Regions from separate parts of the Homo sapiens genome. Here all the other regions are linked to region 1. Evidence: chromatin contacts called from ENCODE Hi-C or POLR2A ChIA-PET data. All regions are on one chromosome and are shown on one strand. The core of a region is the stretch at or near the end of the contact, and the rest is flanking DNA. Distances in the headings are between cores, read along the strand shown. Region 1 holds the start of SESTD1 (SEC14 and spectrin domain containing 1). Region 2 holds the start of OSBPL6 (oxysterol binding protein like 6). Region 3 holds the start of RBM45 (RNA binding motif protein 45). Region 4 holds the start of LINC01934 (long intergenic non-protein coding RNA 1934).

Region 1 (6,652 bases), core at 458-2,957:
AGGGATATTTTGTGAATTATTATAATGGATTGCTTGGCATGCTCTTGTTTTACTAGGATAAGCAAAGAATGTGAATGGTAGTTGGAGAGAGTTTAAAATGATAAGCAGAGAATGCCACATAGTAGAGAAGGGAAAAACAGAATACCACGGAAGGCTAAAAAAGGCTGGGACTGTGGACTTCCCTGTATTTTCTTTTCGTTGAGTAGATGCTCAACATCTATTTGTTGGGATGGAAAATTATTTCAACGCTTCAGCAAACAGTTAAAGAGAACCTTTTTTGTGCTGAGCACTGTGCTATGTTCTGGGGAGCAAAAAAAATGAACTAGACAAAATCCCTGTCCTTTTAAGGAACACACAGTCTAGGAAGAAAAGGCCACCAAGCAAAGCAACAGGAAAAAAGCAAGTATTAAAGATTATCATAGGGAATACTGTAGATAGACGATTTTATGAAAGCAGAGAGAAAAAGAGTATTTAATTCATTGTAAATGTGTGGGGTAAGGATACAGATGTGGTGAAAGGAGATGATGTCAGGGAAGATTCCAAGGAGGAAGGGATGCATTATCTTCATTATCTTGAAGGACAATAGGAGTTCAACTGGTTAAATGAGGGATGGATTTCAGGTGGGGGAAAACTACAAGGGCACAAAGACAAAGTCTGTTGAATTTGTGTGATACGTAGATATATTAGGAGTTGAAGCTGGAGCCAAGGAGGTCAATAGATCAGATTTTAAATGGCTTTGTAAACCATGGTAATGAGTTTGAACCTGATTCAACCAGGTGGAGAGACTTTGAATGATTTTAAAGAGGGACGTTTCATGCTTAGCTCTGTCTTTTTGGAGCATTCTCTCTGGCAGTTATATGGAACTGAAGCAGCAGTGAAGTTAAAGGCTTGACCTAGAGTGGCAAAGAGGTGGAAGTCATGGAGACAGACTGATATTCACAGAATTAAGAGGAAGAATTAATCCACGGGATTTTAAGTCAGAAAACTTTAGTGGAGAGAAATTTGGTTGCTTAGTTGTTGGAATAGGAAGATTTTATCAACGGAATTAGGTGATACTGAAGTGAGTGGCTGAGTGAATAATATGGAAGTCTTGAAATTGGGACCACACAGCTGCTCTGATCTGGTGTGAATTTGCTGATGACTCTTTTGAACTGAATTCAGGAAATGACATACAAATGATTTGCGCAATAAAATGAAAACAAGGACTCTTAAGTCAGTATACTTGGAGAAAAATAACTAGGTTGGTAAAAATGGGGAAGTAGCCATTATCAGGGAGCCCCATTGTGGATTAATTTTGGACTGTCCAGTGGAAAGATCCTCAAAGCAAAACAAATGCCCTGAATCCAGCCCTTCCTCACCGCAACCCTTTCCCTTTCATCTGCCTTCATCCTTCAGCCACACCACCGCTTGGCAGTGAGTACTTGGGAGCAGCTCTTGGAGACTTTGTACTCGAACCTTCGAACTCCAGCATGAGGCCAGAGGAAATAAATGACCTGCCAGGGTGTCAAGTAACGGACCCTCTCTTAAGCCCAGACTTCTGACTCCAGATCTAGGTACCCTTCCACTCTCCAAGACTGCCTCCCGCCTGGGGAGCCTGGGCCTCGGCTAGGGGTGGGGACGGCAGGGTCCGTCCGGAGCGCCAGAGTCCCACTCGCGCCCAGCCCTCAGCCCCAGGCCCGGTTGGACGCCCCGCCCCGCCCCGCCTCCTTCCTCCTTCCCGCGCCGGGCGGGTTGCTGTACCGCCGTCACCCGGGCGCGCGCGGGGTCGCGCGGACGCGGCTCGGGCCGCGGGTGCCGAGAGGTCGCCGGGCCACCCGCACCCCCGCTCCCCGCCTGACGCACGGAGGGGCCGGGACGCGATTTGCCGCGAGTGACTGGAGCCGCAGCCGTCGCCGCTGCTGCCGCCGCCGCCCGGGCCCGCTCCGCCCCCAGCCCGCCTTCCTCCCGCCGCGCCCTCCGCCTCCGCCCGCACCTCGCTAGCGTTCCCCTGTCTTCCCCAACGCCCCGGAGCCGCCGGCCGCTAGCGTCAGCGCCAGCCAGGTGAGTGTGGCCGCCGCTCGGCCCGGGCGGGAGAAGCGCGCAGGCCCCGCGGCCGGGTGGCCGGCTTGGGCCGGTGCAGTCGGCGGCGGCGGCGGTAGCGGGCCCGGCTTTCTTCCCCTGCGCGGGCCGCGGGGCGGAGGGGCTACGCAGTGAAGGAGGGGCGCCCCCGCCCCGCCACCGCCTCTGCTCCCAACGCCCCGACCGCCCCCACCGCCTTGCCGCCACAGACAAAGCGCCGGAGGTGGGAGCCCTGCGGGCCGCCTTTGCCTCCGCGCCGTCTGCCGGGTGCGGCCGCGGCCCGCAGAGACCGGGCCGCGCGCTTTTCCGTTCCTGAGCGCCCTTGTTCATTTCTGGGTGAAAGGGACCCGAATTGTGCAACAGGTTTGGGCGTTAGTCCTTATTTTCCAGCGGGTCTCTTTTGCCAGCGTGCAGGAACCAGATGTGGCTCCCTGCTCTCGGGCGAGTCCCGCGTCCAGCGCCCGCGACTGGCTCCTTTGTGTGACCGGTGACCGGCCCTGTCGGGTGGGTGGAGGACACGGGCTCGAGGCCCCAGGGCTGCGCCGAGGCTCCTGGACGCCTCCTCAGGTCGCGGGGCTTGGCTTCCACGGGCCTGCCAGAGGTTAACATCCCTCCAGCGTTTGGGAGAGTCACAAAGGGGAGGAGAGAGAGGGTTGGCCAGGGTCTGTGGTTGTGTTTATTTTTCTATTTTAGGTAGACTCATATTAGAAAAGAGCCGCAGTCTGACCAGCTCTTGAGGGTACGGGTGGGATTTCACCCTGGGATGCACGGTTTGGACTTGGCTGTTGCTCTGACAGCCCCCGTGGTTTTCTTGGTGCTTTGACATCTTTCTCTTACACACAGACATCGCGGGAGAAGTTGGGAGTGCTGCCGAGGGAGTAACTAGATAGCAGCTGTTTGACAGGTCGTCTCTTACTTCACGTTTTGCTTGTGTCAAGCATGCCCACTATGTATCCCAGCATAGCTTGGCAAACCGTCAAATTTAAATTGCCACTCAAAATCCTAATCCTTATACATACCTACATACACAGACACACATATATCTATATACTTTTTCTGTTTTGGCTGGCTAAATCTTATTAATGTGAGAATTTTTCCTCCCAAGGAAGAATGCATAATAAGGTACAATTTATCTTTGGTTACATACCTTGGTTAAGTTATGCCAATACCTAGCTGGTTTCATTGGTATGCTATTTTAGTTTAACAATACTAATTCCTTTAGCTTTGAGCAGTAAAATACGTCTTTGTTCTAGGACCAGGAAGCTTTTATACGTAATACTTTGCCCCATGACTAAATACGTGAAAAAATTCCCCAAGGACCTAGAAAGCATTTCACAACTCTATAGGCTGTTTTTATGTTCCAAATTCCAGGAAATCGTTTTGTTGAATATTTATTCAAACATTCTGGACTAAATTTAACCTTAAAAATTGGGCCCACTCTAGTTTTTCCCCAGCATTAGAAAAATGAATTGATTGCATTTACCAAACATTTTAGCCCCTGTGAATAAGAATTGAATGGAATAATTGATGTAAGAGATTAGGAGCTAGTGATGGACTAGGAATCTGACAACAGAATGCAGAATGTAGAAAGTTGTAAGTAGAGGTCACAAAGTTGCATCTACTTGGGTTTTAATTCATTGCTAGGCATTTAATGACATTTTAAACAGGTAATCTACTAATGATATATCTGAAAATGAAATGTCCAATAATTAAGAAAACAAAGTATTGCATTTTGACCTTTTTAAAAAATGTATTTTTATAAGGACTTGTTGAAGCTTTTCCACTCTCTAAAAATGAACTTGGTATTAATGACATTTCTTTTGAAAAAATGAAATTGTACCAAACTAATCCGATTTTTAGAAAGTTTCTCTGTTATAGTAGTTTTACTTTACTAAAAATACCATTCATCTGTATAGTAGCTAACTTCAAAGATCTTTTAAAGCTGTTACAAGCAACATGAGCAACCTCTTGAGGAAAGTAGAATATTTACTAATAAAAAGTAGCAAGCAGAGAAGTGAGCCATGATTGGACCACTGCATTCCATCCTGGGTGACAGCCAGACTTTGTCTCAAAAGAAAAAAAAGCAGAGACTTAAATTTTTATAATAGTTTTCTTTGAGATATAATTCATATGCCATAGAATTCACTTTTTTAAAGTATGCAATTCAGTAGTTTTAATATATTCACAAAATTATGCAAATGTCGGCACTAATCCAAGAACGTTATTACCCTAAAAAGAACCTTGTACCTGGTAGCTTTTGTTACTATTCCCCCTTCCCCATATTTGACAACCACTAATTTACTTTATGTCTCTATGGATTTGCCTATTTTGGACATTGCATGTGAATAGAATCATAATATGTGGCCTTTAGTGTCTTTCACTTAACATAATGCTTTCAGGGTTTATTCATATTATACCATGTATCAATATTTCATTCCTTTTATGGCAGAATATTATTTTGTTATATGGCTATGCCACATTTTGTTTATCCAATCTTCAACTGATGGGCATTTGGGTTGTTTCTACTTTTTGGCCATAATAAATAATGTTGTGGATACTCATTTACAAGTTTTTGTATGGTATATATGCTTTCAATTTTCTTGGATGTATACCTAGATGTGTAATTGCTGGGTTATATGGTAATTCTGTTTACTTTCTGAGGAACTGCTTGACTGTTTTCCATAGCTGCTGCACTGTTTTACATTCCTTCTAGCAATGTAGGGTTCCATTTTCTAGGGTAACCCTTCTACATTGCTAGAAGGGTTACATTCCTTCTAGCAATGTAGGGTTATAGCAATGTAGCAATGAGGGTTCCATTTTCTCCACATCCTTGCCAACACTTGTTAATGTTTGTCTTTTTGATGATAGCCATCCTAGTGGCTGTGAAGTGATATCGCATTGTGATTTTCATTTGTATTTCATCTTATCATGTTTTTATTGGCCATTTGTATATAATTTTCTCATTTAATGTTTTAAATGATGCTGTAAGGTAGGTTTATTCCTATTTTACTGCCAGGAAACTAAAGTGCAAAGTTGTTTAATCATTTGCTTGTTTTTTTAACCTTACAGTTAATAAGAGGCAAGGTCTGAGTGTAAACTCAGGTCTTCTGACTCTACTTCCTGCACTCAATGAGGCATACAGAAATTAAATTGTGTTTGTGAATGTCTGGTTGATTAGTGACAAAGTGAGGGAAAAATAAAAAAAATCAAACCAAACAATAACAAACCATAAGGTGTTGTGGCAACACTGCCACATATTCATCAGATTTTATTACGCATTTTCAAATAAATTCCTTTTCTTCTGTCATAATAAGGTAGGTCTGCTTTCCACATTTCCAATGGGGAAACAGAGTCAGAGTGATTCAACCTAGTAACAGCTTCTTAATAGCATAGCCGATCCTAGAACCCACTGTTTCAGAATTTGAATAGTATGTATGTGTATATATATAGAGAGAGTAAAAGCTGAAAATCTCCCTTCACTTTTTGTCTTTTTCCCCTTCTTCACTCCTAAGACCACTTCCATCTTGGAGAAACTGCTGTTGACAGTTTGAGGTTTATATTTCCAAACCTGTATCTTTGCATTTATGTGTGTATTTATCTATAAATACACATTTCCATATTTTACCATACATACAGACATGTTTCTTTTCATAATGTTTTTTCTTTTACAAATGGGATTATACTACACATATTCCTTTGTTTTTCACTTAAATATGTTAAACTTTTCCATCTGTAATTACAAAGGATAAATCTAATATTATGTTTTCATTTAAGTTTGCTATCCATGCCTGGCTTCGGTGTCAAGATGAAGTCAGGATTAAGAATGATTAGGAAACTTTTCACTTTTTTCTGTGCTCTGGAACAGTTTAAAATATCTGCCCTTTAAACGTTTACTAGAAATCATCTGACAACTGTGGGGGCAGAGAGAGATCTGAGATGACCTTTCTAATTTTTTTTTTTCTTTTGAGACAGGGTCTCACTCTGTGGCCCAGGCTGAAGTGCAGTGGTGTGATCACACCTCACTGCAACCTCAACTGCCTGGGCTCAAGTCATTCACCCACCTCAGCCTCCCAGGTGGCTGAGAGTACAGGCATGTGCCACCATGCCCAGCTAATTTTTGCATTTTTTGTAGAGATGAAGTTTCTCAATGTTGCCAAGGCTGGTCTCAAACTCCTGAGCTCAAGCAATCTGCCTACGTTGGCCTTCTTAACATGAGCCATTGCACCTGGCCCGTTTTCTTATTTGTCAAATGACAATAACTCCTACCTCATAAGAGTCTTGAAATATTAAATGATATGTGAGCTAATATATGAAAAGGCTCAGTAGTTGCATCTAACAAAAATGAAAAAAATGTAATGAACTGTAACATGCTATACAAATGTAAATTTGTTACTACAGTTATTATAATTATGTTTTAACCTAATAGGAACAAATTTTTAAGTAGATAGGATGGTGGAGCTAGGGACAGTTTCCACTAATAAATCACAAGTATCTATAAAAATTCACAGGCCATTTGGGATTTGATTCTGGTAGACAATGGTATCTAAATACACTCTTTAAGAAGGATGGTAGGTAAAATCATTGACTAAACAGA
Region 2 (6,254 bases), core at 3,508-6,007, 1.1 Mb after region 1:
AATCAAAATTTAAAACGCTGCCTTTGGATACTGACACATGAAAGCTCTCATTTGATTTAAGAAAATTGAGTTTTATGTTTATGTTTCTTTTAATCACACATAGGGATTAATAATTTTGGTCATATTTTACTATCTGCCAGATAGTATTTATGCACTGAACATGGCAAAGCCTGAGTGAAGAATCCACAACATCCAATGGATATATGATGCATTTAATTTCCTCTCAGAATATAACAAATGCACAAACTGTCATATCTAATAGTCACTAAACACCAACAATATACCCAAGGCCAACTGAGTTAGACAAAGATGAATTTGAAAGAAATGTTCTATTTGAATGCTTAATACTTGAAAAACTGAGATCCAATTAAATTATCCTTGGTCATTTTAGCTATTGTACCTTTGGGGGTACTATTTCTATAACAACAACTCCCTAACATTGCTGGCAATATGTGGTGAGTTTTTACTCTGGGCCAGAAGTTCACAGAATATTTGACACAACTGGAGAGTTAAGCCCTAATAGTATGTCCATATTACAGATAGTACGTCCACATTACAGATAAGGAAAACACCTTGGGCAGATTACTTAACCTCTTTGTGCCGCAGTTCTCTTATTTATTTATTTATTTATTTATTTATTTATTTATTTATGAGATGGAGTCTCGCTGTCACCTAAACTGTAGTGCAGTGGTGCAATCTCGGCTCACTGCAACATCTGCCTCCTGGGTCAGACCTCATGAGGTCAGGAGTTCAAGACCAGCCTGACCAATATGGTGAAACCCCCTCTCTACTAAAAATACAAAAATTAGCTGGGTGTGGTGGCATGCACCTGTAGTCCCAGCTACTAGGGAGGCTGAGGCAGAAGAATCGCTTGAACCCAGGAGGTTGCAGTGAGCCAAGATTGCGCCACTGCATTCCAGCCTGGGCGACAGAGCGAGATTCTGTCTGGAAAGAAAAAAAAAAATTGATACTACACGCCAAGATTCTTCATATTTCTTTTCATTATAGTCAAATACCTTTGACTCTCCTCTTCTTTTTTAGGACAGTAGTTTTAGTTTTTAAACTAATCCTTTTCATTTTCTCCAAACTTGAGAACTCTCATCTCAATCAGCAGTGCCTCCTAACGAGGAGCCTTGGATCTCTCCTGGTAGTCCCCACCTATCTGTTCCCTAAACTTAGTGTATAAATGCTTTGAGTGGTTCACTGTTGGAAAATTTCTCATGGCTCCCTCAACTTCTGTTCATATCATTTTCTAAGTCCACAACAGCCTTCCTCTTCTCAGCATGACCACTTCCTGCTCAACCTTTTTGCAAATTTCTTCCATGAACTCTGGGCAACTCATGCCTATGCATAGGGACTGCATCTTCATCTTTCAACTAATATCTTGTAGGCTTATTGTCTTGTGATAACTCTATTGTCCTTATTTTCTTTTTCCTTAGAACCTTAAAATATCATCACTGGTCCATGCATTATCCTCTTTCTTTTTTTTTAATACAATATCTACCCCCATCCAAAGTTTCAATTACCCATGGTCAATCTGGTTCTGAGAATAGGTAAATACAGTGTAATAAGATAATTTGAAAGAGAGAGAAACCACATTTACATAACTTTTTATTACAGTATAGTGTTAATAATTGTTCTGTTTATTATGATTGTTAATCTCTTACTGTACCTAATTTATAAATTAAATTTTATCATAGGTATCTATGCATGGAAAAGAAGCATATACATAGGGTTTGGCACCATCGGAGGTTTCAGGCATCTACTAGGGAACTTGGAACATACTCCCTTTGGATAACGGGGGAATTACTGTACAATGATCACCTAGAAACTCACCATGAAACCCAAGGACTAGGTCATTATCAATAACAAACATCCATGTGTGTGTTCCTCCCCACATGCTACCCTCCAGTCCATATAAAAGATAACTGCCATTCTAAGTTTTACGTTCATCATTCTCTTGCTTTCTAAAAAGATATGTATTTCAACAGACATATATGCAAAACAGAAGTGCATGTTTTTATTTAGTGTTTGTATTTGGTTGTTTCCCTGGTTTATGTAAATTAGTACAACCATTTGGGAATATAATTTGGCAATACTTAATAAGTTGAATATTCACATAACCTACAAACCAGCAATTTTATTCCTTGGTATTAACCCAAGAGAAACACTGGCACGTGTGCCCAGGAAACAACAATAATCAGAGCAACACTGCAATATCTCAAAAAAAAAAAAAATGGTCAGAGAGGAGAAAAGAGAAACATACTGCGTTATAAGACACATAATGGAATATTTTACTGCAGTGAAAGTCAGTGAACTACAACTACATACAGTATGAATGAATCCAGAGATATAATATTGAGTGAGGAAAAAAAAGTTCCAGAAGTCAATGGATACTATGAGACCCTTTTTCCCCCAAGATTTAAAACCACTTTTTAAAAAGTATCATAATTATGACCTAACCTTTGCAGCAAAACAACAAAATCCTTCTTTTGAGAATGTATGCCTTACCTTTCAAAACTATATTATCTTCTCTCTAGTCCAACAGTTTCATGAGTAAAGTCATAAGAATTTTTATCTCCTTATGCAGTTTACCTAATCCGGTATCTGTGGTGGTACTAAGACCTCCAACCACAAAGATTTCATCTTGGAAGGACTTTATTTTTCTCCTTGAAATAAAGTTAACTTAAGGTTATAGCAATCTAGGGATAAGAAAACTTACATATGTGATCCTATAAAAGTCCAGCAGAACTACCTCATACTAAAGCCAAGAGTCACCTGACAAGTCATAGTAATCTGAAACTGAGGTACCGCCAAAGGTAATCCATCCACTGAATGTATAATGGCGTTATCAACATTGCATCCAAAAATATGAGCAAAACCAGAATTTTTAGGCTTTCTAAAAGCCTGAAATTTTAATTTCAAAATATTTCATTTTTACCTTAAGAAAAATTATTTTTTAGGGAAAAAATATATGAACTCCTACTGCAAAAGAATAATAATAATAAAATCCACCAATCAGGGCCTTTCCCAATGAGGGCTATGCATATTCTCTGTAGGTGATTATTGCTGAATTACACTGCAGCTTCCCTTCGACCTTGGGAACCCTGCTAACTCTCAGAGTTACTGCGAGGTCTTCTGTTTCATTTATTATTAGTCTTTGTCTCCGCAATGCTGTAGCATGTGATAGAAATATCAACGTTGTGAGCTTGCAGTACCCAAAACTGTAGAAATGTTTCCAAAAAATAAAGCGGGGGTTGGGGGCGGGGGGAAGGATGAAAGAAGGAAAAGAAACAAAAACAAAACAAGAGGAAAACAAAGTTAATGTATTAAGATGGGAAATTTCTTATTTTTACCTTGTGAAGACTACATTTCCTAATCAGCTTAGTGATATGTAACCATTAGTATGCAATTTTTAAATTTAAGAAAAGATGTCCAAGAAAATTATTTAGAAAAAAAAAATCACAACTGAATATAATAGACAATTGGCTAAACTTAGCCCAGCAATTTAAAAATGAAAGTTCCTATAGAAAAAACCTTACAGGATTTTGTGTCCAGAAGAGAGAAATAATCTGGCAACCCAGTGGGTTCACTTAGTTTCGTGTCATTTGCTTCATGTCCATTATGTAATGCTTCCCCTAGCTTTAGGTCTCTATGTTTAAGCAACCGTTCAGGTATATCATAGAATTGTCACAAAATCAGTATCTGGTTATAACTTTCAAAAACAGCTTAAAAGGTGCCTTGCAGATGTGTCTATACGCAGCAGAAGCTTTGGGGAGAAAATCCGCTTGTGTCATTACTTCTCCAGGCTTTCTCCTCAGGTCTCCCATTCCCTCCTCCCCCAGCATCCCCGGCGACACGATCTGCGGGCAGCTCCCGGCTTGATGCAGGGGAAGCACGTCTTGACTGCAATGCAAACGCTGTCCCGGTCTGAACCAGGGAAGGCAGACTTGGCCCTGGCCGGGGGAGTGGACGGAGGCTGCCGGGAGGGCTGCAGGGGCGCCAGCAGCGGGTGGGCAGGGGTGCCCCGCGAGGGCAGTCCGCAGTGCACGCGCACAATAAAACCCAATGCACAACTTCCCCAGCCGCTCCTCTCGGCTTCCCCGATTCCCTGAAAGGTGCGGCGTAGGCGTTAGCTCTCGCGGGCGCGGGCGCTCTCACCCGCGCCGGTTCGGTTTTCCGCTGACAATTACATCAGTCCTTCTCCCTGCCCCTGCTTCAATCCCCAGGCAGCCTGCGGGGAGCAGGGGCGCCGGCCCGCGCGAGGGAATGCGAGCGCTAGTGGCAGGCGGCCGGAATTCCCTGGCAACGAGGGGGAGGGAGGGCGGCAAACCGGGACCGCGATACAGACGCCCCCTCCCATCCCGGCCGCGAGAATGGGCTGACACCGCCGCCCCCACTTCCCTGTAGCCCGGGCTATCGGCCGGGGGCGCCTCCAGGGGGACGGCGATGTCCTGGGGACCCGAAGCTGCGGCTGCCCACCCACGCGTCCCTCGGGGTCCTCGGCCCGCCGGAGGCGCACAATGCCCCCGGGCCGCGATGCGGGCACCTTGGCGCCCGCCCCAAGCAATCCCTTTGCAGCTAGGACACCTACCTGGAGGGCGAGCGGTGGCGCCGCGGACTCTGCGGCGGCTGCGCGGCTGCGACGGGAGGCAGGAGGCGGAGAGCCGGCCCCGGCAGGCGGACTGGCGCGCGGGCTAGTGGAGGAGAGGAGGCATGGGCGCCGCCTGCACCGAGCCGCGATCTCCAGCACCGACAGCGGCGGCGGCGACCGTGCTGCGCCTCCAGTGGTCCGCTGCGCTGCAGCCCCTCCTCTCCCACGGGCGGGGCGCGCTGGCGGGGCGGCGCTCCGGGTTCCCCGCCCCCGGCTCCCGCCCGTCCGCCCGGCTGGAGTGGAGCGGCAAGCGGCTGGGGCTCATGCTGCGCACCCGCCCTACCGGGCGCCCCTCCCTGCGCCGCCAGATGGGCTAAGGACCCGGCGCCCTGCGCCCTGGTCACGCGGGGTCCCACAGCCAGGGCTCTCCCCTGGCCCGGCCTCCGTGGGAACCCGTGGTGTCCCGAGATCACCCGCAGTGGAAACCCCGAGTTGCCATCCGCGGGCCTGCGCGCAGTAGCGGAGCCCTCGCCCCGCGCAGTCCGGCGGAGGTGAGCCGGCCGCGCTCGGGAGGGTTGCCCAGAACGGCTCCAGCGCTCGGCCCAGGAGCGCCGCAGCCGGGAGCACTGCGGGAGACCGAATTCCGAAAGGAACGGCTGCCTGGCGGCCTCCGCTCGGGGCTGCCAAACCCATGTCCCTGGGCGCCCTTCTGAGGTCGTCATTTCATACACTTACGCGACTGTGCGTGCCTGCTCCCGTCCCTGACTCGCTCGGGAGCAAAAACTTCCCGGGCCCAGAGAAACACCTGGGTTCTGCGAAAGGAAGAGCCGGTTCCTTCAAGCCCCTGGCAAAGCCGATCAAAGTCAGTCAGTCCCGCCTCACTACAACCCTTCCACACCCTTAAACCCTTCCACACTCCAAGCCACTCCCGGCCTGCGTTCGGTGTGCAGATTAATCTAAAGGCAAATTTGCTGGGAGGGACGGGGTAATGTAAATATTTGTACAGACATTCTGTAAACGAGTGACTGCGGACATGTCAATATTTCAAGACATTTGTGTCATCATCATCTGGGGGTGGGAGGCGGAGGGGGAGTCCAGAGGACATCGACTGGACTTAATGGGAGCTATTACAGAACATGCTGGGGTGCCTTCAAAAATGGAAGATATTGCTTACTAATGAGGCAACTGTGATGGCATTTCATTGTGCCCTGTGCTGACAAAATGATTTGCTATGAAACATAGTCGACTTTATGCACTCCTTCCCACATGCAGTTTCTCTTGAATCTCCAATCTCACCTGTTGGATTAGCTTTTTCCATCTAGACTAGCAATGTTCTCATGTCCTCTGGTCACAAAATAATAGATGCGGGACCCTGCGACAATGGCAGTTTGTCCTTCATTCCTTTGCTGTGAAGACAGGCTCCTCAAGGGAGCAGCTGGGATGCTGACCTCTGCTTCATCACAGCCACCCTTTCTACTTACTCCTTCTGAGTTCCATTAACAGAAACTCTACTGAAATGGCTTTCTCCCTTAAAAGAAAAAAAGCTAAAACCCATGTATTTAAAAAGAAATACAAAAGTGTGAACGGAAATGAGAGTACACACAGCACACAGAATCTTTACCTAAAGAAGTTCTCTAGGCCCGGCGCGGTGGCTCACGCC
Region 3 (6,445 bases), core at 374-2,873, 1.2 Mb after region 1:
ACAATTAATTTTGTTGCTGTCACTCTGACACACTTCAGAGGGTTGGAGAAGTGGGAGGAAGGGACTGTTTACTGTGTTGTTGGTAGAGTCCCAGGCTCCTTCTCTTTGGTGGATGGAGCAAGACCTCCAGAGACTGAAATATCTCTGAGCCCTTTATTTACATAAATCCATATTAATACCATTCTCAGTTTGGAAAACAATTTTTTAAAAAATTGAGAAAATATTTTTGTGCAAAGTACCAACAGAATAACATACACAGCAACTATTTACATGGGGCAGACGAAGGCTACAATTTAAGCAATTGCCAGATTCTCAGGATTGAGTCCTGATTTGAGATCACAGGGAGTAAGCTGTGACATCTTGGCTACTACTGATCAATAACAAGGACATTATTGAGGGCTTACCCTGTGTGAGGCACTGTGCTGACAGCACATATTATGTCAAATAACCCTCAAAATGATCCTTCCTGCCATGTGTCATTATCACAATGATTTGGCTCTTCTTAAGGCAGTTTACTTTGGTCTGCTTTCAAAGAAAAGTTGCAGTAACAGAAAGGGTCAAGAACCAAATGTATGCTATTAACACTTTCAGAAACAGAGCTCATTCAAAACAATTTTCCAAAATAACAAAATGTGAAGAATATGTAACAGTGACCGTTTTAAACACCTGCACTTATTCTTTCTGTACATGTATTCTTTCGCCTGGTACTAGGAAAACGTCCAACACCAGAGGTCCCTCCCCAGTTTAAAGTACTTCTGTCAAGTTGTTAACGCCTCATCTGTACCTGAGGAAAAGTAGAGTTTTTCCGTTTTTTATATATGGAAATCTGGGCATCTGAGAGAGGAAGGTCAGAAAAGTACTCAAAGTAGGCTAGGACGAGTTTGGCAGTGAACTCAAGAGCTGGTGGATTAGTGAGGGCGAGGGAGAGGGGAAGCCCAGCCACTGCTGTTCTGTCACCCGGTGGCCGCGGCTGCCGGGTCCGCTCTCGTGGGGCAAACACTCCGCATCCCGTCCCCTTCCCTGCAACCCGGCGCAGCTTCGTGGGAGGGGAGCCTCTCCTCAAAGCAGCCCCTGTCCCCAAGCCAGGTGCTGTCTGGTCAGCTGCCGGGAACGGATGTTCCACTCCTCCCTCACCCCGGCAGAGCAGCAGGTGAAGGGAGGTCCAAGAGGCCCACTCCTTCCCCCGAGGGCACCCCGACCCGGGCACCCGCACCTTGATGGGCTTGGTGTCGTTGGGGCCGAGGCACTGGCCATGCATCTCCTCCATGGCCCTGCAGGCCTGTGAGCTGCGGGCGAACTTGACGAAAGCAATGCCCTTGGACTCCTTGGTGTGCTTGTCCCGCACCACCCAGATGTCCTGGATGTCGCCAAAAGGCGAGAAGCGCTCCCTCAGCACCGACTCAGGTGTGTACTTGCTGATCACAAGGAAGATGCGGCTGTTGGGCGGTTCGTCCAGGCTGTCCACGCCCGGGCGGAAGCCCCCGCCGCTCGCAGAGCTGCCAGCTTCGTCCATGGTGCTCCACCCGAATGCAGGAGCCTCACTGCTCTTTGCTTCTGCGGTGTCTGCCACCGCTGCTGTCTCACACCCAAGCCTTTGCCGGCTCGGTGCTCCGCTTCCGGGAGAAAGAGGAGTCCGGCGCCAGGCGCTGTCCAGCCGCGCAGGATGAGGCCTTCCGGGGAGCGGCCTGCAGCGCCCCCTGGCGACGCGGGGGACCCTGACCCAGTCTAAGTCTCAAATCCTCAAATCCAGCTGAGCCTAGGCCCAAGTTATCAGTTGTGCAATCGTTCCCTGCAGGCAGAACAGCGCTGCCTAATGCACAGGCTTTCCCAACGCTGGCTTTACCCCACCCCTAAGGCCAAGGATTCTTTCCAGTGTTAAAGAAAAAATTATTCATGACACTCGTTAGAGATGGTACAGGAAGGCCGACTTTGACAAAGGGAGCCATGGAGATAGGTCCAGGGACAGCTGCAATGGGGTCTTGCAGTGGGAGAGAGAGATTGGACTGAATTTTGACTCTAATAAGGACAAATTTCTAACCAAGAAGCTTGGTGGGAGGTCAGTGGATGGAAAATTACAAAGAGGGAACATCAGTGTTAAGGAGGATTCTGGCTAAACCAACTTGACAGGATAGTTGCTGAAGGCAGGCCAGGGTGATTGATATCCATGGTAGTCAGACACCAAGAATGAGGATTTTCACTACACTGATTCAGCAGGATTCTTGCTCAAATTGGATTCTACAAGGACAGAAAGCCCAAGATCAAGCCTAGTCAAGCAGAGGACTCAAAGGAGCCTAACTAAGTTTTGGTCAAAGTGGAGAGTTGTCACCATCTTGGTCATAAGCTCAATAGATGATCAATATAGGACAGAGTTCAAACTATATAGCATTAGAGTTGGAAGGAAGCTTTGAGATCATTCAATTTCAGCGTCATTTGTTAGAGATGAGGAAACTGAGGCCTATAGCATAGCCAAAGTAATAGAGATAAAAAGTACGACTAAAACCAGAACTAACTTGGCCAGGCGCAGTGGCTCACGTCTGTGATCCCAGCACTTTGGGAGGCCGAGGCGGGCGGATCACGAGGTCAGGAGATCGAGACCATCCTGGCTAACACGGTGAAACCCCGTCTCTACCAAAAAAATACAAAAAAATTAGTTTGGCGTGGTGGCGGGCACCTGTAGTCCCAGCTACTCAGGAGGCTGAGGCAGGAGAATGGTGTGAACCCAGGAGGCACAGCTTGCAGTGAGCAGAGTTTGCACCACTGCACTCCAGCCTGGGGGATAGAGCGAGACTCCACCTCAAACAACAACAACAACAACAAAAAACCCAGAACTAACTCCATCTGTTGATTTACTCAACTTCTACAAGCAACCCTGGGGTTGGAGGGCAGTGAGGGTGGACTGCTCAGCTGTGGAACTAAGAGAAATCATAGAGTGCAAGCAAAGTGGGAAATGCCTTCTTGTTAACAAGCCTTAGAGGAGAGGTCAGAAACCCAGTAGAAATCCAGAAACAAGGCCTGGATTTAGCAGTGGCATTGGAATGAAGTGAAAGGAATAAACCCCTAAGTAGACCGAGGGCGGAGTTCTTCAAATGAACAAGTTCTGGATGCTAAGACCTAGGTTGCTATGAAGTCAACCAGATAAATACTTATTGTACTCCAACTGTGTGCCAGGCTCTATGCCAGGAGCTAGATATATAATGAGGAACAGGAAAGACATGTCCCGAGGGCTTGTTTTCCCCCACTGTGGAAATCTTACATGTAAATATATAATGCAAAGTAATATCAGATTATGTTACATGGTTTTGCTACTGAATTGTGTGAGCCTGGACAAGTTACTTAATACTTGCAGCTTCGGTTTCATTAACTGTAAAGTAGGAATAATATTACCTACTAAATAGGTAATACATATTATTTTGTGGTTGGATTAGTTAAGCTTGATAGCCGCCTAATAGCTACGCAGGAGCATGACTATCAAGTTTAATTAATTCACCCATTCACTTAATAAGTATTTTTGACTATCTACTATGTGTTAGGCACTGTGTTATACTGAAGGGATGTAGTATTGAACAAAATAATTACTCTTCTTCCCCCACAGAGTTAATCATTTAGCCTTATATAGTTATGCTCATATAAGATAATATATATGGAGTTCATAGTTTAGAGATCAAATGAGATAATATTTGTATAATGGTATAATTGAGATTAATTTTCTTGTTCCCTTTGACTATGGTATCCACTCCCCCACCACTGATATTATACAGTTGTGTGATGACTACTGAGAGTCAGGGATTGTGGGTTGTCACCCTGGATTTAGCACTAAGATTTTTATAATTTCTCCTTGTATTACATTCCATATCTGTAGTGAGGGTTCTGTTTACCCTGAGGCTGAACAACTCTAGGAAGTATCTTTTCTTGACTTTCCATTTCTCTTTTTCCTACCCACAACAATCAAGGTAAATGAAAATAATTTGATAGTGTGAGTTTTGTTGATGAGAGGAACTGCAAAGCAATATTATTTGCAAACCAGTGCCATCTAGTGGAAAATGTGTAATTTTCTTAAATTGTCCTGACTGGGCAATCTCTATTCTTTGTGAAATAAGACTACTGATTGGTGTCCTGAAAATTTTAGGCTGTTATTGAGAACAGTTAATTCTTTTCTCAAAAAAAGATAAAAGATTGCATAAAACAAAACCAGGAACGCAAATATTGGAAAATGCCAGAAAAGCAAAATTTCTTTACTATCCAATTATGTGAAATATGACATATTCAAGGAAAATTAGAAATTTACTTATAAATTAAAAAAAGTAAGTACATTTTCTTCATGACATGTATTTATTTTAAACAGATTTATTGAGATATAATTCTTCTTCTTATCTTATTTTTTCTTTTCTTTTTTTTTTTTTTTTTTAAGGGATTGGTGTCTCACTATGTTGCCTAGGGCAATCTCGAACTGGCCTTAAGTGATTCTCTTGCCTACGCCTCCTAAGTAGCTGGGATTACAGGTGAGACCCACCACACCCAGTGAGTTCTAATTCTTACATCATACAATTCACTCATTTGATGTATTCAATTAAATCGTTTTTAGTGCCTTCACAGCATTGTGCAAGCATCATCGCAATCAATTTTAGAACATTTCATCACTCAATGACCAAATTGTTATATTTCAAATCATAAAACCTTTGAACATGAATTACATGTAACTAAAACACCTAAAAATGTCTGAGGTTTAAAAGAATGATTTTTAGTTAGTCTGCTTAATAGAAGAAACCAGGTGCTGGGCATTTGCAGATTAAATTTTTTTCAAGGCTTTAGAACATGTAGCCTATAAAGCACTGTTATTAGAATGTGCACACATGTTTGTTTCACATGAAATTCAGATTTTTTTGAAACTTTTTCTCCCTCAAATCTTTTCTTTTTAAAAATGAGAGGTGATATTGTGACTAATTTTTGAAATGCCAGGAGCAAATAGTAAATTTTTGTCATTATTTTCCAAACTGAAGTACAATGAGGCTTACTTAGTTGGTGATATTAGTCTTCATATGTTACATCAATTAACTAAAAATATTTCGCCCTATTTGCAAATTTTTTATAGGTTTTAAAACTAAGACTTATTGGTGATCAATTAGTAGCTTTCAGATTGTTGTATATGAATATGATCCAGAGTTTCCATTTGACCCATCTGTAAGGCTACTGTCTACTGATAACGTAGGCAATTACTTAGTCTGACCTGTGGCAGGCACTCAAGAAATGGTAGTCTCCTTCTTGAGTTTGCATGCCTTTGAGTTTGAGAATAATATCTAACACCTGATTTTTTTTTTCACAGTATGCCTGCTCCTTTTGATTCAACTTGATGACATACATCTTTTAAATGTGTAGATCACAGGACAAAATTCATAGATACCACTTAGAATAGTTTCATTAAAGCATCTGGTGACTGTGGCTATTTAAATTAAAATTACTTAAAATTACCTAAAATTAAAATGAATTATAATGAAAATAATTAAAAATTCATTTCTTCAGTTGAATTAGCCAGTTTCCGACAGCTCAAGAGCTATCCACAGCTACTGGACAGCGGGCACGCAGAGCCAAGCACTGCACAGCAAGTACAAGGCTTTAAGCCTCTGCGAGAGGTGAGATCCCACGGGATCTGGGGGCCAATCAGCAGTGGGACCGGGTCCCGGCTTGCCATTGGCTGGCGATCACTGGTCGCGCGCGTCCGGCTGCGCTTGCAGCCCAGGGCGTGAGGTGCTCTTTCTGGATCGCCAGCCTCGAAGTTGAGGCGTGGACTCTGGCCAGGTGGCTGTTCCAGGTGACTGCTGGGAGCGGGGGCAAAGGGAGGAACCGCTGGCCGTTTTTAATGCCAATATTAAAAAGTGTTTCATTAGCATTTCTCTTTTTATGAAAAATAAGACATAGCAATGGTATGTACCCACCTATTCCTCTTTAAGCACTCTCAGTTGGGTAAAAAGTTGTAAGCATCTGCAGTGTTACAGATATTGTGTTCAACACAGGGTTGCCAAGTCACCCTTAAAAAGTAATTGTTGGCTTGGCATGGTGGCTTACGCCTCTAATCCCAGCATTTTGGGAAGCCGTGGCAGGCGGATCACGAGGTCAGGAGTTCAAGACCAGCCTGACCAACATGGTGAAACCCCGTCTCTACTAAAAATACAAAAATTATCCAGGCATAGTGGTGCATGCCTGTAATCCTAGCTACTCAGGAGGCTGAGGCAGGAGAATCACTTGAACCCGGGAAGCGGAGGTTGCAGTGAGCCGAGATCACACCACGGCACTCCGGCCTGGGCGACAGAGTGAGACTCCGTCTCAAAAAAAAAAAAAAAAAAGAAAAAAAAAGGAATTGTTAAACCTATAAGATTATAGATTGAATATTAATTCTTCTCCACTGCTCACCAATCTGTGACCGTAAACAAGTCACTTAATTTCTGTTTGC
Region 4 (6,255 bases), core at 1,704-4,203, 1.9 Mb before region 1:
TCAGTAGTTTTATGGGCCCCAGTGAACCACAAAAGCCTAAATTGTCTAGAATCAATTTCATAGTTTTTCCTCAAAACCCCCCAAAAAGTGATCAGCAACAGCTGTAAGAACATCAAGGACTCATTGCATGAGAAACACGAGCAAAACACATCAGTAAGAGACAAATGCCTTTTTTCAAGGAATGCAAAGAGGTTCTAAGTAGTAGTCAAAGACAAGACAAGTTGACTGCCTGGAACTTGTACTTCAGCATGGAAGCACTGAGCACCAACACGGAATTCCGAAGGAGAGTAATTAAGGGAGGCCAAGACAGCAACCATGGGTCAGAGTTTGACACTAAGTCACAGTGTGGGTGGCAAGGGGAGAAAGATATGACTGAAGTTGCTCTGAAGTGTATTTAGCAAAAGCAAGTGAAGCTGTATCCCAAATTGGCAATCATTTTACATATTTCAGCCAACTTTGAGCCCTCTAGTCTCCGTTTCCATACCCTGTTCAACAAAATCACACTGCACAATTTCCCTACAAAGCTAATGCTTATGACCTGGTGAATATCCTACTATATGAATCATTCTTATGTGATGATAGATAGATTAAATAGATGGATAGATACATATATATGTAGATCACTGCTCAGGGTCCTATTATACAAACTTTTCTGCACCTCCACTTCTTCCTTAATAATAAACTTTGAAACTCCCTGGATGACATTGATCTAATTCTATTCTTCTTGATGACTTCATCATATTATTGATATGCCACAATTTATCTAACCATTCTCTTACCAAAGGATATTCTATTTGCTTTATCTTTTCGTTCATTTGCTACCACAAATTATTCATGCAACAAGTCTTAATACACTCTATGCGCCTGTTCAACTCCAGGAATAGAGCAATGAACAAAACAAAGTTCCCACTTTCCTAAAGAATCCATTCTAGTGGAGGGGACAGGCACTAATTTAATATGTAACATAATGTTATATTTTTATGAAGCTAAACAAGGGGATACAAAGTTACAGGAAATTTCTTATTACTTTAAATGGGGTAGCCAGGGAAGAGCTCTCTGAGGAGGTATTTGATCAGAAACCTGAATGACTTGAGGGAGTAAGCCATGAGGCCTGTTAAGAGAGGAGCAATCCAGTCAGAAGGAACAGCAAGCAGCAAGCACCCGAGTTCTGAGGGAGAGATACTCAGCGAGACTGGGAACACTTGTGAATGCCACTACAGTAAATGCAGAGTGACAGAAGGGCAGGAAAAGGGACCAGACATATATCTTGCCCAAGGTCCAGGTGATGCAGTGCCTGGTAGGCTATAGAAGGAACTTCAGCAAATGCCACAATAAATATCCACATATATTGCTAGATTCATCTCCAAAAAGGCTATCAGAACTCACATTTCTATGAGCAGTCTACAAACATAGGCAGCCAGGTTCCAAAGTCTATGCAGCAGCTGTTTGTCAGCCGTTTCAGTTTGCTTTTAAAAAACATTTATCTATAACTTGAAAAAGTATTAGGAGAGTGAAATATCTGTATATAAAAGCTACACAAATGCAAATATTCTTGTTAGTTTATCACATCTGTCAAACCCAGAAAGCTCTGTATATTAGACCCATCAGTGGGAAACCAGACAGTTTCACAGTGAAAAAAAATCTCCATCTGAGAAAAATAAAATAAAATTCTGGTATAATCTCTGGTCCAGTTACCTCTGGAGAAATAGTTGACAGGACTAGAACTGGGGACTACAAATTGGCAGTGGCCACACACAGCTATAGGACAGAATAAGTTGCTAAGAGGCCTAACATGTATCATCATGAGATAGAATTTTCTAGGTTGGAAGGAAATGGTCTTTTTAATATGCCAAAATGTTGACTTTCAACTATAATCATAATAAAGCAATTTATATCAATAAAAATACATAAAATGGGTAAAAATAAAAGCTAAAGGAACTTGTTTTAGTTATTATTGTCCAATCTTTTCTTAAAACCTCTGGTTTCATCTTCTTCCACTGACATCTTACATTCTGTGAAGGAGGAAGTAGGGGGGATGGAAACGGCTTTAAAGAAGCACAAAAGGCCTGAAGGTCAATAGGGAGGCAAATACTCAAAGAATGAGAACCGCAGATATCTAATAAAGTCTATGTTGCCTTTTCATGCAAAAGGCATAAGGAATGCTTAATCATCTAATATTTACAATGTAGGAAAAAGCTATTTCACGTTGAAATTTGTAGCATTTTTGGGTGATTATGAAACCCTCATTTAAAATAGCCATGTATCCTCTATTTAGCAAACCAAGACTACAAGAAATCTTAGACATGATATTAATACCCCAAAGTTTAAAACTCCAGATGTGAAGAAAAGCCAGAGAATGCCTGCTGTGTAATAAGGCCTATATCTCTTTGGAATCATGGATTTAATTAAGTTTCAATTTGCATCTTGGGCAAAAAGATAGACTGTTAGAATGAAACAAAAAGAAAGAGGGAAAAAGCCTTCTAAAAAACAAAGTGTCAATAAAATTTTAGTTATATTCTCTAGCCATCATTTGGCTTTTAAAATTCTGATAACATTCCCTCAAAAAACAAAGCATTTCCTTTTGTCTAGACAACATAACCTGCTTCTGTCTCAGATAGGCCACTTGGGAACCCAGGATCTGACTCATTTCCCTCACACCATATATGATTCCATATAAAACAGGGCTATATGTCCCTTCCACAGCCCAAATAGGGATCCCCAAAAGGCGGTGCTTCCTATCATTCTTGGGCCAATGTTTTCACCAAGTTCTGTTTGAAAATGTATTTGTTCCTGTTTTCTTTGCACTTACCTTGTGAGGTCTCATCTCCATGACATCTGACAGTGGCTTTGGGTGTTGCCTAAAGAGAAAGCAGCAAGCAACAGTTACAGAGGTGGTTTCCTGTGGAGCAGGCAACTTAACACAGCTAAGTTCAGGTCATTCTCTGAATACTAAAACTGAGAAGTCAACGATAGTGTAATATCAGATAGCTAAATGTTTTCACTATACCCACACATGTAGTAAAGAATTTAGGCTGCTGAATTTTCTTTAACTACAGGGTTCTGCTTTTCAAAAAAAATGTTTTCAACTTACAAAGACTTTTATAACAGACTGCCTTTTTGAGAAAGGAAAGCCTTCTTTCTTTATATTATCCAGGAACCATTATACGCATCCCATAGAATGTATTGCTGATACTTCTTAGAAGTATCTTCAGAAAAGGGTCTTATCTTATATTTATTATCTTATATTTATTTATATATTTATTATATTATATTATATGTTATATATAAATATATTATATATTTATATAATTATATATTATATATTTATATATAAATAAATATATTATATTATATATTATATAAATATTTATATTTATATATAATGTATATAATATTATTATATATTATATATATTTATTATATATATAATTAATATATAATAAAATTATATATTATATATATTTATTATATATATAATTAATATATAATAAAATTATATATTATATATAAATATATTATATATTTATATAATTATAAATTATATATTATATATAAATAAATATATTATATTATATATTATATATAAATAAATATTTGTATTTATTTATATATAATATATAAAATATTTATATATTATAAATAAATATAAGATATAAAATACCAGTAAAATGTGTTCCTAGGAGTTGAATATATGCATGCATATGGCATTTGCTTGTTTGTTCATTGATTCATTTATTCATTCAATGAATTTACTGAACATATATTGAGTTTCTCTTTTTTGTGCCCTGAGGATATAACCACAAATAAGACATAATCTCTGTCCTCAATAAGTTCATAAAATCTTATGATTTTATGGGAAATCACAAGATGGGAAAAGAAAACTGGACAAATAATTATGAATATTATGTGAGAATTACAACAATAGGAATTTATATAGAATACATTGGGCCTCAAGTGGGGAAACGGGCATTCTAATTAGCGTAAAAGAGCTGATCAAAGGAGTTGATTCTTGAACTGTGGTAAAGAATATTGTGTGGTCATTTTTCATGCAAGGAAGTGCATTCCCAGCTGGGAGTCTAGCATATTCAAAGATCCAGAGGCACAAAACAATATAGCACTTTCTGGTAACTGTAGCTAGTTCTATATTGATAGAGTGTAGAGGACTCTAAAAAGGAATAAGACTGAGATATTAGCAAAATGATTTTTAACATCAGGAGGCATTTCTTTCAGAGAACAAAAATAAATAACAAGTATATCCATGAAATACTTCTTGAGAAATATTTTGGTTAAAGATTGAACACTTTGAAGAACAATTAAGTATGAAGCACTTCAATACTTTGGCTCATGTCTGAAAAATACATAGATATTGCATATTTTCACAATGGCAAATATTCAGACTAAGTGCTAACACATGAAGCTGAACTAGATTATAAAATACTAATCTCTTTTGAGGAAACTATATTTTTATGTATCAGAATGGCTTAGAGCCAATAGAAAATTACAGCCTGTATAATAGTGTCTGGCACAGAGTAGGCTCTCAACAAATAGGTGTTGATGGAAATACCACATTGAGGCAGCTTTTGGCAAACAAAGAAATGCTTTGGGCACCAACCCAGGCTCTCCAGCTTAAAACTGTTACTGCTCCTTCTGCAATTAGAGACTTTTTCCCTTGTGATTCATAGAGTTGCATTCATTATATCTCTTTTTGGTCTCTGCTCCTAACTAACCTTCCTCCTAGCTCACACCTACCTAGAGATACCTGAAAATGTTTTCTCTAGGTATGTCTGGGCAGGTTCGAAGGATATAGCTATTATATCATTGGCCTTGGACATACAAACCAAAGAGGCACAGTTGCAGTTGCCAATATTGGTGGCAATTCAAAATGCTCAAATAAAAGGGGAAAAGCAAGAGATCCATGGACAACCACAATAAGAGAAGCAGAGCATCTCCCCCTTATTCTACCTTCTACCATTTGGGTGCATCCAGTTGGGGTAGAGGAGCTATGACAGGGAAAGAGAGAAAAGGGTAACTAAAGAACAGGTATGCTTAGCAGAAGGGGATCTAAGGTACCAATACAAAGTCTTGGGTCAGACCCAAATACCATTTCCAAATGCAAAATGCCCCTCAAGACTCACTGATTTCTCTACCTAGTGCATCACTTCCCAGTATATCACCAACCACTCCAGCTTCCTTCTGGTCCTCTGAAAAGGTTTCTCCTTTTTGTTCTGCAGCTGCTTCACTACTCTATTTTCATCAAAATTGAATCCAAGCACTTAGAAATCATGTGCTGGGTGGGACTTTAGATACTAAATTCAAACCTTTTGTTTCACATTTCAAGAAGCATTAGATAAGAGAAGTTGATCATTTTATTCAAAATTGTATTTCTGGTATGTTAAAGAGATGAACCTCTGTATCCTGACAACTCCTCCGTCCCCAAGTCCAAGGCCATTTTGACTATATCAGGCTATTTCTGCCTCTACTCAACTGGTTAGAAAATTAGTGCGGCTTACTACAGGTTTCACACATGAAACCTGTACTTCTCCCTCTCATTGACTCTTTCCAATAAATCACCAATTGGTATTGAGTTCTTTTTTTCCCATGTTCTGTACTTTTGTTTCATTTTCATCCACACTTAATCAAATAGTTTAGATCCCAGCCTCAGTGATCCTGCCTTTCCACGGGCCATCAGTCAATCTCAATTCTACCATATAGCATTCTTTCCCTCCTCTGAGCTTGTGTTAGCTCATCTGATTCATTTATTTTGCAAGCATGTATTTACCTTCTTGATTAAACTCTTGAATTGAAGAAGACTTGTATCTTCTCACCAAAAACATAATCTTCTTGAGGATAAAAACCACATTTTATTGGTTTCTATATTTACCCATCAACTGGGATCATGCACAAAGGAGAGAAATTCAAGAAATATTTGCACAATGAGTAGACTCTGGTAACAATGGATGCTTTAATGAAAGAAAGTTGTAATGAAAGATAAGCATTGCTTGTCACAGGGCCTTCAACTATAACTGTCTTGCTATATGGCTACCTTGTACCTTACCAACAAGTAAAACAGGCCAGGCAAAGGCGTGGATATTCTTTGGCCCTAACCTGTGCTTATGAATTAAATGAAGAGGGAGGAGAAAGAGTTGTTATTCAGCTTGTTCAGTTTAGAATGATATGCTCAATTTAATCATATCTAAAGTTCCATCCAGCTCCTAAGTTCTAAGTGCTATGATCTACATTGATACTCAGAATTTG

The links. A loop is a pair of places that touch in the nucleus more often than their neighbours do. ChIA-PET counts read pairs that join two places held with the same protein, here RNA polymerase II (POLR2A). Pooled maps may share reads with other maps.
Region 2: a map of naive thymus-derived CD4-positive, alpha-beta T cell shows a loop between it and region 1 (4-fold over the local background). The contact joins the promoter of OSBPL6 here to the promoter of SESTD1 in region 1. A Hi-C loop is called at or near these places in 1 of 168 maps with a recorded cell type or tissue (naive thymus-derived CD4-positive, alpha-beta T cell) and 7 of 50 pooled maps. POLR2A ChIA-PET finds 5 or more read pairs at or near these places in 1 of 52 experiments (HEK293).
Region 3: a loop to region 1 is called in a pooled map, with 5 times the contacts of the local background. The contact joins the promoter of RBM45 here to the promoter of SESTD1 in region 1. A Hi-C loop is called at or near these places in 1 of 168 maps with a recorded cell type or tissue (MCF 10A), 3 of 37 single-sample maps with no recorded cell type and 12 of 50 pooled maps.
Region 4: a loop to region 1 is called in a map with no recorded cell type, with 3 times the contacts of the local background. The contact joins the promoter of LINC01934 here to the promoter of SESTD1 in region 1. A Hi-C loop is called at or near these places in 2 of 37 single-sample maps with no recorded cell type and 2 of 50 pooled maps. POLR2A ChIA-PET finds 5 or more read pairs at or near these places in 1 of 52 experiments (GM12878).

The regions. Positions count from the first base shown.
Region 1 is chr2:179,259,887-179,266,538 of GRCh38, reverse strand. SESTD1 (SEC14 and spectrin domain containing 1) reads left to right here and starts at 1,707. Exons shown (of 18, transcript NM_178123.5): 1 at 1,707-2,040. RefSeq lists silencers at 1,606-2,225, 2,236-2,305, 2,414-2,577 and an enhancer at 2,906-2,975.
Region 2 is chr2:178,193,015-178,199,268 of GRCh38, reverse strand. OSBPL6 (oxysterol binding protein like 6) reads right to left here and starts at 4,757. Exons shown (of 25, transcript NM_032523.4): 1 at 4,595-4,757. RefSeq lists silencers at 3,773-4,067, 4,514-5,203.
Region 3 is chr2:178,107,615-178,114,059 of GRCh38, reverse strand. It overlaps RBM45 (RNA binding motif protein 45), which reads right to left and starts at 1,623. Exons shown (of 10, transcript NM_152945.4): 1 at 1,214-1,623. The coding sequence starts at 1,513. It also overlaps a transcript of PDE11A not described here. RefSeq lists an enhancer at 1,418-1,587.
Region 4 is chr2:181,120,535-181,126,789 of GRCh38, reverse strand. It overlaps LINC01934 (long intergenic non-protein coding RNA 1934), which reads right to left and starts at 2,953. Exons shown (of 5, transcript NR_130784.1): 1 at 2,810-2,953. RefSeq lists an enhancer at 2,587-2,686.